2 separate regions of the Homo sapiens genome follow, and region 2 is linked to region 1. A link is a loop called in an ENCODE intact Hi-C map of the cell type or tissue named here. Cell type or tissue: PC-3. All regions are shown on one strand.

The links. A loop is a pair of places that touch in the nucleus more often than their neighbours do. Peaks named below come from ENCODE experiments on the same cell type or tissue, not always from the same donor. Only the 100,000 strongest peaks of a DNase experiment are listed, where the experiment ranks them.
Region 2: it touches region 1 in a loop (4-fold over the local background); 3 of 110 quality-filtered maps call a loop at or near these places.

What each region holds. Positions count from the first base shown.
Region 1 is chr5:74,322,789-74,330,788 of GRCh38, forward strand. LINC01333 (long intergenic non-protein coding RNA 1333) reads left to right here. Exons shown (of 5, transcript NR_197443.1): 2 at 1,643-1,730; 3 at 3,024-3,149. LINC01331 (long intergenic non-protein coding RNA 1331) reads right to left here. Exons shown (of 4, transcript NR_197436.1): 4 at 4,656-5,497. Among named protein-coding and RNA genes, the nearest start is that of LINC01333, 5.2 kb to the left of the region's middle. In PC-3, no CTCF peak of the experiment used is centred here; DNase peaks (open chromatin) are centred at 4,353 and 5,583; H3K27ac peaks cover 2,010 bases.
Region 2 is chr5:74,537,681-74,545,680 of GRCh38, forward strand. No RefSeq gene overlaps it. Among named protein-coding and RNA genes, the nearest start is that of LINC01331, 4.9 kb to the left of the region's middle. RefSeq lists an enhancer at 5,006-5,567. In PC-3, no CTCF peak of the experiment used is centred here; DNase peaks (open chromatin) are centred at 3,971, 5,001, 5,611 and 6,031; H3K4me3 peaks cover 1,664 bases; H3K27ac peaks cover 2,447 bases.

The DNA.
Region 1 (8,000 bases):
CTTCTGACAACCTTTACCACCTACCGTTTTGTCCTTACTTATGTTGAATCACTACACACAGGCTGTTGAATTCAGCTGTCTGTGGAGAAATTATACCAACCACATGGTTAGACAGAAGGAATACAATATATTGCTTAATTTGTATCTGAAAGCTAAGCAACATGGAAAAAAATCAAGCATGCTCAGTCACTTCCATGAGGACAAACGAAGACACTTCAAGGTAACCTTAGACAAAACACGTATTAATCTATAATCAGATGCCATTCAAAATAATAAGAGACATTGACCTGAATCTTAGAGCTGATGCAACTGAGTGTGTCACCTCAGTATTCAACCAGTAGGGGGTTGTTTATGGGGAGGGCTTCGGCTTGCCAATTAGAAGTCTTGGCTGATTCTAGCACTTTCTTGGCTGATTCTAGCACTTTCTGCAGGTTCTCTTTCTGCAGGTCAGTTACTTTGTTTGTAAAAGTGTACTCCTTCTTAGTAGCTATCAACTCCTTCTTGGTAGGGTTATTTCTTTTACTTCTTTGTATTCCTTCCACTATACAAAATACAAACCCTTGTTTATAGCTGATTCCCCAGTAAATTTCTGAAAGAACAAATGGATGAAAGAAGGATGATTTATGATATGTCCATGGTTGCTGAAAGAATGGGGAAAAATGTAAAATCACCTGAAAAGTTAATAGATAATAAATGCAAGAAGTTTTATTTGTAAAAAGCCAATAGATAATAAATAAAAGAAGTTTTATCCATGATAAGTAGATGCTGCTACTTTGTCAATGTCCCAGAGAAATACATGTGTCCAGAGAACATTTATTTGACCAATTCAATCAACCAACCAGAAATTCAGTTGAAACATCAGTTTGACAGGTATTGACTGAAGTGGCTGGGTAGCATAGTTGATCTTATTGGCCCTTTTGTGGTCCACATTTTAGTGGTGACCCAGTATTCCTCTCAGAAACCAGAAGGAAAGGAAAAAGGGAGGCAGGGCTTTAGCTATGCCATGATGTGGTTCAGAGAATATTGGATGAGAGCTAGTAGACCTGGTTTCTCCTCAGTCTTGGGGAGGGGCTTCCTGGCCATTGCTATGTGACCTCCCTCTCAGGACAGTACACTGAGAAGAGACAGAGCAAAGAGCTAGTCTGAAAGAGAGTGGACTATTGTCTGCTGGTCCCAGATCCATGCATTCTTCCATGCCTTCCTCTGTACTGCAGTCCACTTGCTAGAGGAAGGCTAGAATATAGGAGGAAGAAGGCTTTTTTGTCTGCTACTGGTAGAGCCACCAATAGCAGTAGTACCGAGGTCAGCAACTATGGGCTCTGGCAGCTCCATCGGTGACACTGAGCTTTAGCGGTGTCAGTCCTGGTTTCACCAGCATCAAAATGTAGTGTCCGGGGTTCCTAGTCAGAACAGCATAGATCCGACTGTGGCAATGGTAACAGCAGCAGCATCTTTAGAAACTCAGCAGACAGTGTGGGCTTGCAGGTTTCAACCCAGGTTGAAAAACCCCAGCTTCCTGATCTCTGGGGCACATTTCCCTCTCTGTGTGCTTCCCCAGCCCATCTAACACCTTGGTAACATTCTTTCTCCATTAATTCCTTCTGTTTGAAACATCCAGAGTAGTTTCTGTTTTTCTGTCTAGATAATGATTGATACACCTCCCATGCCCCACCTCTCACCCAGGACAGGATCGAAGTGTTGGGGGAGCCACAACCTGCTTCACCTAGAAAGTAAGAAAGAAAAAGAGAACTGAACAGTACCACACCTTACAAAGTTCAACCCCATTTTGAAAATTAAGGGTGGCTTATCAAATTTCCTAAGTCAGCCAACCCCTGGTGACATGTATTCATGGTGGTGCTGTGATGTGCCACTGAGATCCCCCATGAGGATTGAAGGATTTATCCCGCAGAAGCTGGAATTGCTCCCAAAATACAATCCCCAACTGTCAATCCTCTTCGGGATTTGTCTAGGCTTATGAAAACTAGGCAGAGGCAGCCCCCACCCAGTGACTGATCAGCAGGGAGTTATAAAGGCCCAAGCTCATATTCCAACAACGAAGCGCCATACCAGCTCCAGAGCTTCCCATGAAGTCAGCTGAGACCTTTGCTGGGACTACATCACAGCTCAAATTATCCCTTGTCCCAATCTGCCCCCTTCCCTTTTCTTCCATGGGAGTTTATCCCAAGAGCACTCCCTAATAAGCCCTACATACTCATCTCTGCCTCAGAACCTGCTGCCAAAGAGACATATATATGTGCTGGAGCTGCCGCAACAAAGTGCCACTGATGAGGTGGCCTAAACAACACCGACTTATTGGCTTACAGTTCTGCAGGCTGGAAATCCATGATCAAGGCGTCCGCAGCATTGGTTCCTTCTGAGGGCCGTGAAGGAAGGACTTGCTCCAGGCCTCTCCCCTTGGCTTGTAGAGAACTGTCTTTATGTTCACATGGCAGTCTCCATGTGTATAGATCTGTCTCCAAATTTCCCCCCCAACTTTTTTTTTTTTTTTTTTTTTTTTTTTGAGACAGAGTCTTGCTCTGTCACACAGGCTGGAGTGCAGTGGTACAATCTCAGCTCACTGCAACCTCCACCTTTTGGGTTCAAGCTGTTCTCCTGCCTCAGTCTCCCGAGTAGCTGGGACTACAGGCATGCGCCACCACACCCAGCTAATTTTTGTATTTTTAGTAGAGATGGCGTTTCACCATGTTGGCCAGGATGGTCTCGATCTCTTGACCTCGTGATCTGCCCCCTCGCCCTTCCAAAGTGCTGGGATTACAGGCATGAACCACCGTGCCCAGCCCAAATTTCCCCTTTTGGTAAGGACATCAGTCATATTGGATTAGGGCCCACCCTAATGACCTCATTTTAACTTGATTGCTTCTGTAATACCTTATCTCCAAACAAGGGCCCGTTGAGGTCCTGGGGGTTAGGACTTCACCACATGAATTTGAGAGGGTTGGGGGGAACAATTCAGCCCATAACAGAACCCAACCTGCAAACATATCAATTGTCTTTTCAACTAGGAGGACATTGACATGGATCTGCCAGCTTTCTAAGACTTTCCCCAGATTCAAGTCCAGTCACATCAAGTTGCCTTATTAAAGGGTCTGCCCACTCAAAAGGAGAAAGTGCAAAAGATGCTCAGCAAGGTTAGTTATGGGTTCCCCAGCACAGGCTGGCAATATTTTAATCAGGAATGACAGAGTCTGGTTCCCAGGCTAGAGGGAAACCTGAAATGGGGCATCTATTGGGAAATACGCATTTACAAGGAAACTATTTATTACACATAGCTGGGTGATGAGAAATGTGGCTGATCATTCACCTCTGGAAGGGTGTCTGGGAGTCTAACATAATTAGGCTCTTATGTCGTTTGTTCCCAAAATTAATAACAGTATGACAATGAATAAAGGTGGGAGGAGGAAGGTACAGGCAAATAGATGATAGATTTTTTTTTTAACTAGAAAAGGAGAACTTTTCTTTCTTTCTTTTTCTTTCTTTTTCTTTCTTTCTTTCTTTTTTTAAATTTTGAGACAGAATCTCACTCTTTCACCCAGGCTGGAGTGCAGTGGCATGATCTTGGCTCACTGCAACCTTCACCTCCCAGGTTCAAGAGATTCTCCTGCCTCAGCTTCCCAAGTAGCTGGGATAACAGGCGCGTGCCACCACACTCAGCTAATTTTTGTATTTTTAGTAGAGACGGGGTTTCACCGTGTTGGCCAGGCTGGTCTCAAGCTCCTGGCCTCAAGTAATCCACTGGCCTTGGCCTCCAAAGTGCTGGGATTACAGGTGTAAAACCATCATGCCCAGCCCTATTTTTTCAATTTACTGATAGAGTTATCATGGTATTCCTATGTTTTTCTCCGCGTACACATTGCCTTGCTTTCAAGCTGAAAATGTGAAGATGCTTTGCCGTAGAAAGCATTGTCACAGTAAAACGCCTTAAGAGTCAGCATTTTGTTAGTGGGGGCAGGGTAGCAGGAAATGTGGGCTATAGAGAAATTTATGCATGAATGCTTAAAAGCAACCTAAAGCCAGCCTGCACTTTGGAACTCAAGTTGGTGTTACAGTCTGTATCTGGAGCCATCAAAACCATGTTGGGATGGGGCATTTGAAGGAGTACAAACAGGCAGGGTTACAATCTGGCCCTGAGCCCTAAATCCCAAGAACACTGGCCTCAAAAACATCAGAAAGCAATGGAGGTCTGAGAATCAAGTGCAAATGTTCTCATGTGCCAGGAAAACCTAAGACAGCTATTTTCACAGTATATTGGGGCTTGGCCAGGTTCCAGAAACCATCAGCAAAGTAGCCTGCCTTGATACTTCAAAGGAAGAAGTCGCACTGATAAATCCTGCCCACACTTTCCACCGCACACACTTCATCTTGAGGTATATAATACCACAACAATGAGTCACTGGGCTGGAGCCTGAGGCCTGTCCACAGGACAGAAAGAAAGAAAAAAGTCTCTCACATCTGTTGTCTAGGGCAATTCCCCTCACTCTTCAAAACTGCATAAAAACAGAATAATAAAAACTGTCACAGGACAAATGAGTTATGGCCTGGTTTACCTGTACAGTGTCCCTCAGTAGAACTATAACGAAGTTGGCCCACCATTTTTCTTTACCACATTTTATCACATTTTGATAAAACTCATCAGACAGGGAGGAACCAATCTACTTTATTCCTTAGATTCAGCTCAGATATCTTAGGAGGACTTTAAACCATGAGACAAGCTGAGAGCTTTTCTTTAACATACTTACACACTCATACCTTGGAAAGCCTCTGTCTTCTGAATTGTATTTGGTGTAAATGAAAATTCAGCAAATATTCACAAGAATACCCAAGGTAAAGAATATCAAGCCTAGGTGTCATGGACGAGAAGAAAGCAACAAGGGGATGCCAAGGTCAAGAGTAGGGCCTTTGCTTCTTAGTGGGGGTTGGGCAGGAAGAAATCATAAAAATTCCTTTTCTATAAATCCTGCACTGTCTGGACTGCTCATGGGCTGACTGGCAATTTGGTCAGGCAATAGACTTTTCCCATCTGGTCATTTAGCGAGGGTCTATGGAAAGATAGTGGAAATCGTCTACATCTTTTGCTGAGTAAGACAAGAAAGTCAACGAATGCAGCGACTACATAGTATACTGGAGGCTAAAGTCTTAAGAGACACATTGGTTTAGATGTGTGCACGTGGCCATGTTTGCTTTGGGGCAGTTTTTTGGACACACAGACACGTCTCCACCCACTCGTTTACCCCTACCCCATTCCCACCCTTACCCGCACCCCCACCTCACTTTGTTCTTAAGACTATAGTTATGCATAACTGCTAAGAGTAAACACTTTCCAGATGACCTACACAAAAATCCTTTTCCAAAGACTCTTCTTGGTTTCAGGTGAGTTCTCATTTTCCTTCACTCAAGTTTTGTTTGTCTCCCCCAGGGTAGCAAACGCAGTCAGATGATACTTCCTGACAGCATCCAAGAGCAAGTCTCACCACCACATCTGTCAATAAAAAAGAAAACAAGGAGCTGCCAATTTGTCTATTTATAGGTGCCAATAAAATCCTGCACAGAACTTTAGTCAACAAGACTATTTCAGAAGGGGTGGCCAACAGTGTGGCCTTTCACTGGCAAGGGCCACCTTTGTCATCACTTAAGAAAGAAAACCTGCCAAGTTTTCTGTGAGGCCCTCAATAAATCTTACTGAGTATTTCCATACACATCAGCCACCTTAACTTGAGGAAAGCCAACTTGGTGAGCATTATGTTGATTTACCAAGATAAGGAGCCTAGAGTCTATGGCAAGAAGTTCTTGAGGCCCCTCAGGGAGTGTCAAACAGTCCAACCCATAGGCAGGGGAGGAGGAAAATTACACCTCTCCTTCAACACCTCCAGAGCCCAGGATCCTGCCACCTGTCAGAGCAGAGGGGCAGTGGGTGTTGGCATGGCCCACAAGATGCCTCCAAGGAGAGAGGCACTGAGACAGGGGTTGCACTGGGGTTTCTAAATCCTGGGAGCTGAGAGTCAGATCCAGGATACACACTGGGGTTCCCATTGCCTAGCCCTAAAACATGGCAGTTGTGGTTAGCTCTGGTGAAGCAAAAAGACCACCAAATTGAATTCAGATAATTAGTTCTAATTATGCTAACTCTACCACTTTCTGCTTTTTAGAACTTGAGCAAATTACTTGATTTTTTCTGAGCTTTATGCAGTTCTTATGAAGACTAAATAAAAAGGTATTCAATATTAATAGGTAGTTTATTAAGCATTTCCTGTAAGCCAATGACAGTGCTAAGAACACAAATATCCCAGTGTTCAGATAGGAATTGTAAAGGGTGGAGACAGTAACTTGCCCAGAGCCACACAGTTAAACATGGCAGATATCTTATACATATTTTGGCTATTTTGTTTATCATTTTAGAACCACGAGAACACCTCAGCTACCACTATAACATGAATTTTTTTAATCCAGTGCCAATTTTATTTTTTGGTTGTTTGTTGGCAGAACACAAAACTCATAAAAAGCTTCACCCAGGATAGCCATTGTTGTGTGATAAAGTTGGGAGATTGATTAAAACGGCAGTGACATTGTGGTATTATTTTTGTTTTGTGTTGTTAGTGGCCAGATCCTTCACAAACACCTGGAAACTAGTGTGGCTTCTGGTTCTAGCCATTCGGTAACAGCTCTGAGGCTGAATAAATTGGACGTGAGAATGTGACAGTGAAAGACGGCTTGGGAACACCCAGGGTCTGAATAAAGCTTAGAAAATACACCACACCTTTATAGAAAAAGTAGATTTCTGTTTTATAAGGGAAAGATTGGCAGGAGTTCCAGGCCAGCTGCCCCCAAGAAAGAGGTAACTATTTAAGCCAATAAGGTTTCCATCTACACAAGTGCTCAAGTGGAAACCAGCCAACCAGAGTTAGCAGTTCTGTGGCAGAGAATCTCTGAAATCACCGCTGTGTTCTGAAATCACAGAACAGAGGCCTCCCAAGCTTGCCGAGCCACTCAGCCTCACAGAGCCTCATTTCCACTTCTCTAAGATGTAGGGACTAGATCATGCAAAATGGTCTAACCAAAGAGTAGATTTCTTTGAGGTTTCTTTCTGTTCCAAAATTCTGAGATTCTTAATTATGTCGAGGAAGCCACTTCGAAGCTGCTTTAGATAAAATAACCAGAATCCAAAATAAAGTTCGGCTTCAGCTGAGCATAATATTCCTGACACTTTACACCAAGCTTGTCCAACCCGTGGCCGGTGGGCCGCATGCAGCCCAGGACAGCTTTGAATTTGGCCCATACACTTCCTTAAAACATTATGAGATTTTTTTTTTTTTTTTTTTTTTTTTAGCTCATCAACTATCGTTAGTGTTAGTGCATTTTATGTGTGGCCCAAGACAATTGTTCTTCCAGTGTGGCCCAGGGTAGCCAAAAGATTGGACACACCTGCTCTACAGTGTGTATTTTCTTTCACAGTGTCTTAAAAGGAACACATTTCAAAATCCCTACATTTTTCTTCTTTTTCTTCTCCCTCTTCTCCTCCTTCATCTTGTTTGCCATCATTATCATCATGATTGTACTTAGGGTATTTGTTTAATGTGTTTGTTTTTACAGAAAGTGCCTTTTGCAAGCCACTGCTCCTACTGACCTAGTAGTGGAAGGTAAACTGAGTGTCACAGAACTCCAAGCATCCTCACATGTGCACTGAACAAGAAAACTGTGGAGTGCCTGCCCACTCCAAGCCACCTGCCCCACGCCACCCCAAGGGGTGCCCACCAACAGCCCCAAGGGAAGGGGTTCTTCGAGCATAAATTGCTAGGTTCAGATCAGGTTCAGATCCTCATTCGCAGGTGATTGGTCTGAACCCTGTATCAGTCAGGGTTCTCTAGAAGGACAGAATTAAAGGAATATATATATGTTTATTAAGTATTAACCCATATGATCACAAGGTCCCACAACAGGCCATCTGCAGGCTGAGGAGCAAGGAGAGCCAGTCCGAGTTCCAAAAC
Region 2 (8,000 bases), 210 kb after region 1:
TACAGGCGTGAGCCACCGTGCCCAGCCAGGAATCCACTACTAAATAATAAACACCTCTTAGTGCCTCTGGCCCAAATGCCCAGTTAACTGTGGCCCAGTTTCCCTGGGTGTTGGCTGAGTGTTTAGCTGGGGCAGAGAGCCAATCAACAAATTAGGGGCATTGATCCTTTTTATTATCTTTGTTTTTATCTCTCACTTCTGACCTGCAACAACATCCCATTGTCAGCTCAGATTCTGGAGCGTTTAAACCCTTCCCCTGCCACTGAGAAAGCGTTTTTCTAATGAGGAAGTAGTGTGACTGCAGAACGGTGGTACAGTAGGAGGGATCTCCCCCGGTACCCATCACGCAGGGACAGACTGGCTCTGGGTTCTACTCCTAACTTCTCTCATCATTGGTACTACTCTCCACGACCATCATTTCAGAGAAATTTCTCTGCTTTGGTATATACAGGAATTTGACCTGGGATTTGTGTGAAATATTTACATTGTTTTTCATTTGGGTAGATGGCCTCAGAACAATGCAGTTCCCAATTTCCTTGTGCTGTTCTCCTTTGCTTGCAAGCAGGACAGGAGCAGAGAATTAGAGGAAAGGATTTCACTGAGTGGCGTACAGTCTTTCCTCCAAACTTTCCATGGCAAACACAGTGTTGATCTATACTTGTGAGAACCTCCTGGGGCTGCATGTACTTCCTAATGGGCCTGGCTGCCAAGTTGCCTCTTGTGGGACTGACCTGGAGCCTCTAGAGCAAGGGTCAGGAGACAGGATGCAGGGTTTATGTCACTGTCCGAACTGGGAGCACAGGCTGAGCTGCCCTACAGTGGGAACCGAAGGCTCAGACATTACTTCACATCTCAGCAGAATGATGCAATGATAGCTCTGCTGCAAGTTCTGCTAAACAGCTCAATGTTTGGTTCTCCATCCTCAGTAATATTCTTGTCACTGAGCCAATGGCCTCATCAAAGGAACTAAGCAAGGATCCTCTAACAGCCTTTTTTCAGTTATTGGTAAGAACAGTAATAATTGTGGGTTCCCTATAACAAGCACTGTGCAAAAGCCATAAAAGGGAAAAATGGCCCTGTTTTTCCAGCATCACATCTTCCTAAAGATTAAGTATTTCTATATCAACCATTCAACCATTCATTGAGCAGTCTTCATGAGCATGGCAATATGCTGGGTGATGGGTTTGCTGGTGAATGAGTTCAACTCATCCCTGCCCTCAAGGAACTTACAAGACACCATAGAGGACAGATGGATGCAGAAAAACTAGATTGTTCTAAGTGCCATTGGGGAGACCTAGAGCCACATGGAAGGCAAGTCCATTTCTTTTTTTTTTTTTTTTTTTGAGACAGAGTCTCACTCTGTCACCCATGCTGGAGTGCAGTGGTGCGTTCTCAGCTCACTGCAGCCTCTGCCTCCTGGGTTCAAGCAATTCTCATGGCTTAGCCTCCCGAGTAGCTGGGATTACAGGTGCATGCCACCATACCCTGCTAATTTTTGTATTTTTAGTAGAGACAGGGTTTTCCCACGTTGGCTAGGCTGGTCTTGAACTCCTGACCTCAAGCAATCTGCCCGCCTAGGTCTCCCAAAGTGCTGGAATTACTGGTGTGAGCCACCACACCCAGCCAAAGGCAAGTCCATTTCTAGCTGAGGAGGGGCAATCAGGAGTTGGGCTGTGTTGAGTTATCCTTGTGCATATCTTGTACTCAGAGCTTATTTATCTCTATTAGAACCCAGCAAGCCTGGTGGTGTAAACGTCATCTCTTCTCTATATCAGAATGTAATGGAATAAGTTTTTTATCTAAAACCTCACTTGGTGTAGCCTTTATATTATTTCCACTGTGATAGATGAAAGAAAAAAAGAGCAGTTTAGAATGATATCTAATAATAAACCTTACTGGTCATTCAAGATCTAGTGATATTCATTTGAAATCTGAAAAGGATTTCTGCCAGAGAATCAAGGCCTGAGGTTGTCTTCATTTCTTTACCATAACTCCCCTGCCTCCTTCTATCAGCAACGTACTCTCAGCACACCCCCAATTTCCTCTTCCCACTGCCTAAAACCGCATCTCCCAAAGACGTAACCTGGCAACCCTACCCAAGAGGCCCTTCCCACCACTCACCTGTTCTTTCTCTACAAGAGCAGCCTATCTGTTTCATTCATGAAATATATCACCATTTGTAATGTTTCTTTCTTTTTTTTCTTTTTTTTTTTTTTTTTTGAGATAGAGTCTTGCTCTATTGCCCAGGTTGGAGTGCAATGCCACGGTCTCGGCTCACTGCAACCTCTGCCTCCCAGGTTCAAGCGATTCTCCTGAGTAGCTGAGTAGCTGGAATTACAGGTGCCCGCCACAACGCCCAGCTAATTTTTATATTTTTAGCAGAGACAGGGTTTCACCGTGTTGGCCAGGCTGGTCTTGAAGTCCTGACCTCAGGTAATCCTCCCACCTTGGCCTTCCAAAGTACTGGGATTACAGGCATGAGCCACAGTGCCTGGCTGTAATGTTTATTTTCTTATCGGCAATCTTCCAGAACACACTGTAAGCTCTTTAAGGACAGAAGATAGCAGATGTGAAAAAATTGTTGCATGAATAAATTAGCAAATAAATAAGTAGTAGCACTATTACTTTAGGAAAGTCCTCATAGCGCTCTAGACCATGGTCGCCACACCCGTCAAATAAAAGAACTCACAAGGATCCAGGCTGAATATTCTATGATTCTAGGACTTGGTAAAATCAGCACTAGTGCTTCACCAGAAAATGCGAAGCAACCCTGACTTCAAGGCAGTTTTCCTAGTAGAAAGACATAATAGGTAATGGATGGAAGGATGTTCGGCATTCTTATCCCACTTTATAAAAAATGAAGACACCTAAATACATTTTGTGTATAAAAAGAGGCTCCTCCACACATGCAAGTAGATTGATTCAACCTGTGTCAGCAGCCAGGGGCCCTGGAGTCAGCCCCTCCACTGGAGGACACTAGCAAGAAGATATTTGCAAACTACTTTTTCTGATGGAGTCAAGAGAACCTCTGGTCTAACCCATGAGCTTGCATTAGTGCCTCAGCTCAGCCTAACTCCAGCACCATCTTATAGATCCTGAAAGTGGGTGGTCTGGAGCTCCGCTTCTAAACTTCCTCAGATTCAAGCAAATTCCACATTCATTTGAAAGACAGAGGCCAGAGGGATTGGCTGGATCAGGGAGGTTGGTAAATACAGTGCCTTTTTTTTTTTTCTTTTATCAACAGGAAATACAAGCTCCAGTTCTGGATGAAAGGGAAAAAAAAATCATTGAAAGTAATTTATATCTGAAACTGTTTAGTAGTGTCATCCTAATTTACAACAGAACCAATTCCAAATTAAAAAAAAAAAAGTCTTTTTCTGTTTCCTGTTAGCAAAGAACATGGGGTTATTTAAAAAAAAAAAAATCCACTGGATTTTCCCAAGTGTTGATAAGGTCTGGAATCCTGCAGATCTCATGAGAAGAATTCAAAACTCCTAATTAAAAGTTTTGTTCTCACAGTCAAATCTTGAAACTGTGCCGTTTGGCTTCACTTCTCTATGGTTAATTCATTTTGATCTTCTTCCAAAAGATAAATTGACAATGTGGGATGAACCATTATCAGAAGCTTATTAATTATTATTATTTCTGGTTTTGAAAGGAGAAGAATTTTGCTGTAACATACCTCACCTCATACGGAACCCAGGGCTATGAGTGAATACATGTTGAATGGAATCTTTCCTGGATTAGTGACAATTGTTCATCTCTGGGGCTAGCCAGGTAGGGAGAAATTGTTTATTAAATAGATTACACAATCTATTGGGCTCAGGTTGAATATAGTGACAGGAAACTGAAAATAGTCCTGACATTGGATGACTTGGTGTTTTTCGTAATTTTAAACAGATAATTCAGATGCTGGTGTTTTGGAAGGCTGCCCAAGATCTGCTCTCCATATAAGCAAACTATAAAATGCAAACTAGGGCTATGACAGCCACCTACCTCTTTCCCTGAGGCAGACTTCATACTTCCTGAACCAAAATACTTGTCTGACCACAATACTGAATATTTGGAATTGGGACTGTCCCAGAAATCTGGGACATATATGGTAAGGACCTGAAGCCTGTAGTCAAATTGGAGTTTTCTTAGATGCTTGGTTAAAATTTAAATATTTTCAAGTCCAGTCCATTTATAACTTAGTGTACTAAGTTGTACTCAAAAAAGATGTACCAAAAAAAATGATGTACTCAAAATGTACACATTAATGCAGTGGTGGAGTTAGCTAGGTAACCTCCTTTTGTTAGCAAAAATGAGAGTCTTACTTCTGAGATCTTCAGAGACCATTTGGAAATTTCTGGAAGGGAAATGGCATGGATGCCCTTTCTGCTACCAAGACTGTCAGTAGTTACACAAAATTATATTATTAAAAGTCCCCAGATGGGAAGTGGCTCATGCCTGCAATCGTAACACTTTGGGAGGCTGCGGTGGGAGAATCATTTGAGTCCAGGAATTCAAGACGAGCCTGGGCAACATAGGGAGACCTCATCTCCACAAAAAATTTAAAAATTAGCCAAGCATGGTGGTGCACACCTGTGGTCCTAGCTACTCAGGAGGCTGAGATGGGAGGATTGCTTGAGATGGGAGGTTGAGGCTGCAGTAAGTCGTGATTGTACTGGGGCACTTCAGCCTGGGTGACAAAGCAAGACCCTGTCTCAAAAAAAAAAGGTCCCTTTTCCCTATTAAACAGTACATCTGTGTTTGGAAAGCTTTGGGTAGAGGACCCAGGTAGGAAGGCCATCCTTGTGCCCAGGTGGCAGCAGCCATTGAGGGTCTGAGGGAAGTCCAAACCAAAGGTTAGCCCAGGACCATTCTCCTCAGAGACTAGAAGGTCTCTCCATCTTAGGACTGAGGCTACCTGAAACAAGGAGGAAAGGTGATGCTGAATGGAATCCGTGTTAATCAAGAGAAGGGCCTTTCCTGTGGTTTATGCCTCTCTTCATTACTCACCAGCAGGCTCTGCTGGCGCCTGAAGCCTCTTCCAGTGTTGACATCCTTTTTGGCCATTTCTAGCAGTGTCTTTACAGAAAACAGGGTGGGGGAAGACATAAGAGGCAAAACTCAAATAGCCTAGTTTTCCCAACCTTTACAACTAAAATATTTTTCTGAACAAAAAATGGGAAAGTCGTGGCAAATAATCATGCCTGATAGTTCTGTTCCCTTTGCCCATGCGTGACTGAAACTGAGCCAGAAGGATTGAATTTTCTTACTCTATTTTACCTTTTTATATATTTTTTAAAATCATATTTTGAAGGCACACAGGAGCTTTTCTTTAACCCAAGAGTGGCACCCTGTTATAGATATTCTCCAGTGACCCAACTCCCATCCCCTCGCTTTTCTATAAAAGGAGCCTGGAGTTATAAGAAAGACAGGACAGCCCTCCAAACCAGGACGTCATGGAGAGGTCAGCCCACCCAAAGAAGATGCAGCACATGCAGGGTGTGGAGAGGGAAGTTCACGGGTGACGGGAGACACTGCCCTACGCCGCTAAATCCCTGCAGCCTCCTCCCCCTCATCCCTGTAAAAGTGAGTCAGAAGAGCTCACTTGTCAGACTCCTCCCAGCCCAGAGTTGAAACAAGCTTTCCCCCACTCCATGCTCCACAAGCCACAATGCTCCAAGCCTCCTCAAATTCATCCATGAAGCTCTGTGGGGCCTGCAGGCAGGCACATTCCAAAAAAAGACCTGAATATTTTATTGACAGTGGAACCCTAATTAGGTGGTTTCTATAGTCGCCGATTTCTCTAGCACTTGAAGGCAGAAGTCAGCGTTTTTGTCCCCTTCTAATTTGCCCTCTCTACCCCTCACACTCCAGACCCAGGGCTGCTGGCACCCCTGCTGAGAAGAATAGATGGGGAAGAAATATTTCCGGGATTAGTCTCATAAATCTTTCACTGGCTTCCCTGGAAATTCTCTACCCTTGAGCAACGGGGGTGTGGGGTGAGGGGAGGAGTCAGATCACTCCTGACTCATTAGCGTGTTTCCACGATGTGCCAGCTAGATCATCTAAAAATTATTCAGCTGCCCAGGAGGAAAGCCTTTTTGCCAAACTACAGGCTTATTCGAAGAACTTAATGCAATCCTCAGCCCTGGCATCCAACCACAAAGCCCAGCAAGCTCTTCAGAGAGCCATTTCCTGACCCCAGAGGCAGTCAGTGACCCCCTGGAGTGGATTTTTACATAGAGATACTGTCCTTAGCCGCAAAGCTTTCTAAAGAAGGGATTTGGGAAAGAAAATCTATTGTGTTGTTGGCTTTGTGCGTGTCTGAAAGAAGAGAAGTCATAAAATCTTTGTGTTCTTGATGGAGTGAGTTCCAGGAAATATTACCTTTCCCTTATCAGGTCCCCATGAATTGAATCAGGCTGATAACATAGCCTTCAGGTTTCCACGTGTGCATTCACCACCTACATTTGCAAAAACTCTTCCTTTTTCTGTTTTGTCCTCTCTCATATCTAAAAGATTTTATCAGCACTTTCTTGCTGTATCTGTGTCTGTTTTCAGTCCCTTGTTGGTGTTCTACGTGGTATGTCCAATTTTATTAATAGCAGGAGGCCGGGTGTGGTGGCTCATGCCTGTAATCCCAGCACTTTGGGAGGCCGAGGCAGGTGGATCACTTGAGGCCAAGAGTTCAAGACCAGCCTGGCCAACATGGTGAAACCCTGTCTCTACTAAAAATACAAAAAATTACCTGGGTGTGATGGCACATGCCTGTAGTCCCAGCTACTCGGAAGGTGAAGGTTGCAGTGAGCTGAGATCGCACAACTGTGCTCCAGTGTGGGTGACAGAGCAAGACTCTGTCTCAAATAATAATAATAATAATAATAATAATAGCAGAAGTTACCATTTATTGAATGCTGACTGTGTCAGCCACTGTGACCCTACATACATTTGTTCATTGATAACTGTTTGTTCATTGCAAAGTAGATCTTTAAAAGCCTATGATCCAAATGAGGAAACCGAGGTTTAGAAATATAGCTAGAAAGTACTAGTCAGGACTCAGAGCCCGCGCTGTCTGACTCCCAAGCATTTTCTCTCAGCCACTTCACTGAAACACAGACAGCCCGGGAGATGTGCATTGCTTTAGGTTAACACCCATATCCAGGCACATGCTGCAGAGCCTGAACGATGTCCTCACTGTCACCTCCCCAACCCTCTGAAGATGGTGATGGAAATGAGTGAGCCATGACAATTTCTGCAGAAAGATTCTAAAGTGTTGTCAGAAATCTTGAGGCCAGGAGCATATCTAGCTCCCTAACCCACAGCAGGGTGTTAAATAGGTTCCTGATGACATGCTTTTGATAAAGAAAGAGAGTTCCTCAGGCAATGGAGACTGGAGATCAGTGAGGGGAGGGGTGTTAGAGGAGCCCCACAGGGAACAGAACCTGGGGTGCTATCGCAGGCAAGAAGACAAGTCAGAAAGCATAGACCTAGCACAATTATGAACAGAAAAGGCCATTGTTTGGTAGTCTGAGGTTTTGTAGAGGGTCAAAATTGTAACAGAAGTCCCTCTGCAGTGAATTTTGGACTCCAAAGCTCTTTAGGATTCTCTCTTCCCCAATACTAAGTCTCGCAACATGGGCTGAAAAACTGCTAGAGTCAATGAAGTCTGACTTCAAAAAAATTATTGGAGCTAATTAGAAAAGGCTTAGTTTTGACATCTTCAGTCATCTTTAGTCCTTAGTTTTCCCGCTGATCAAATATATCCATTCATTCCAATCTAATGAAGGCCTGCTGTACATAGGGCTTTTCCCTAGCACTGTGAGAGATGCAAAACATATTGGACACGATCCCTAACCCTGAGTTGCTTGCTCTCTAGGTTGCAAAGCAAGAAATGTGCACATAAAAAAGGTGAATAAAAATATTTCAGACGCCAAGCCGGGCACGGTGGCTCATGCCTGTAATGCCAGCACTATGGGAGGCCGAGGCGGGCAGAACACAAGGTCAGAAGA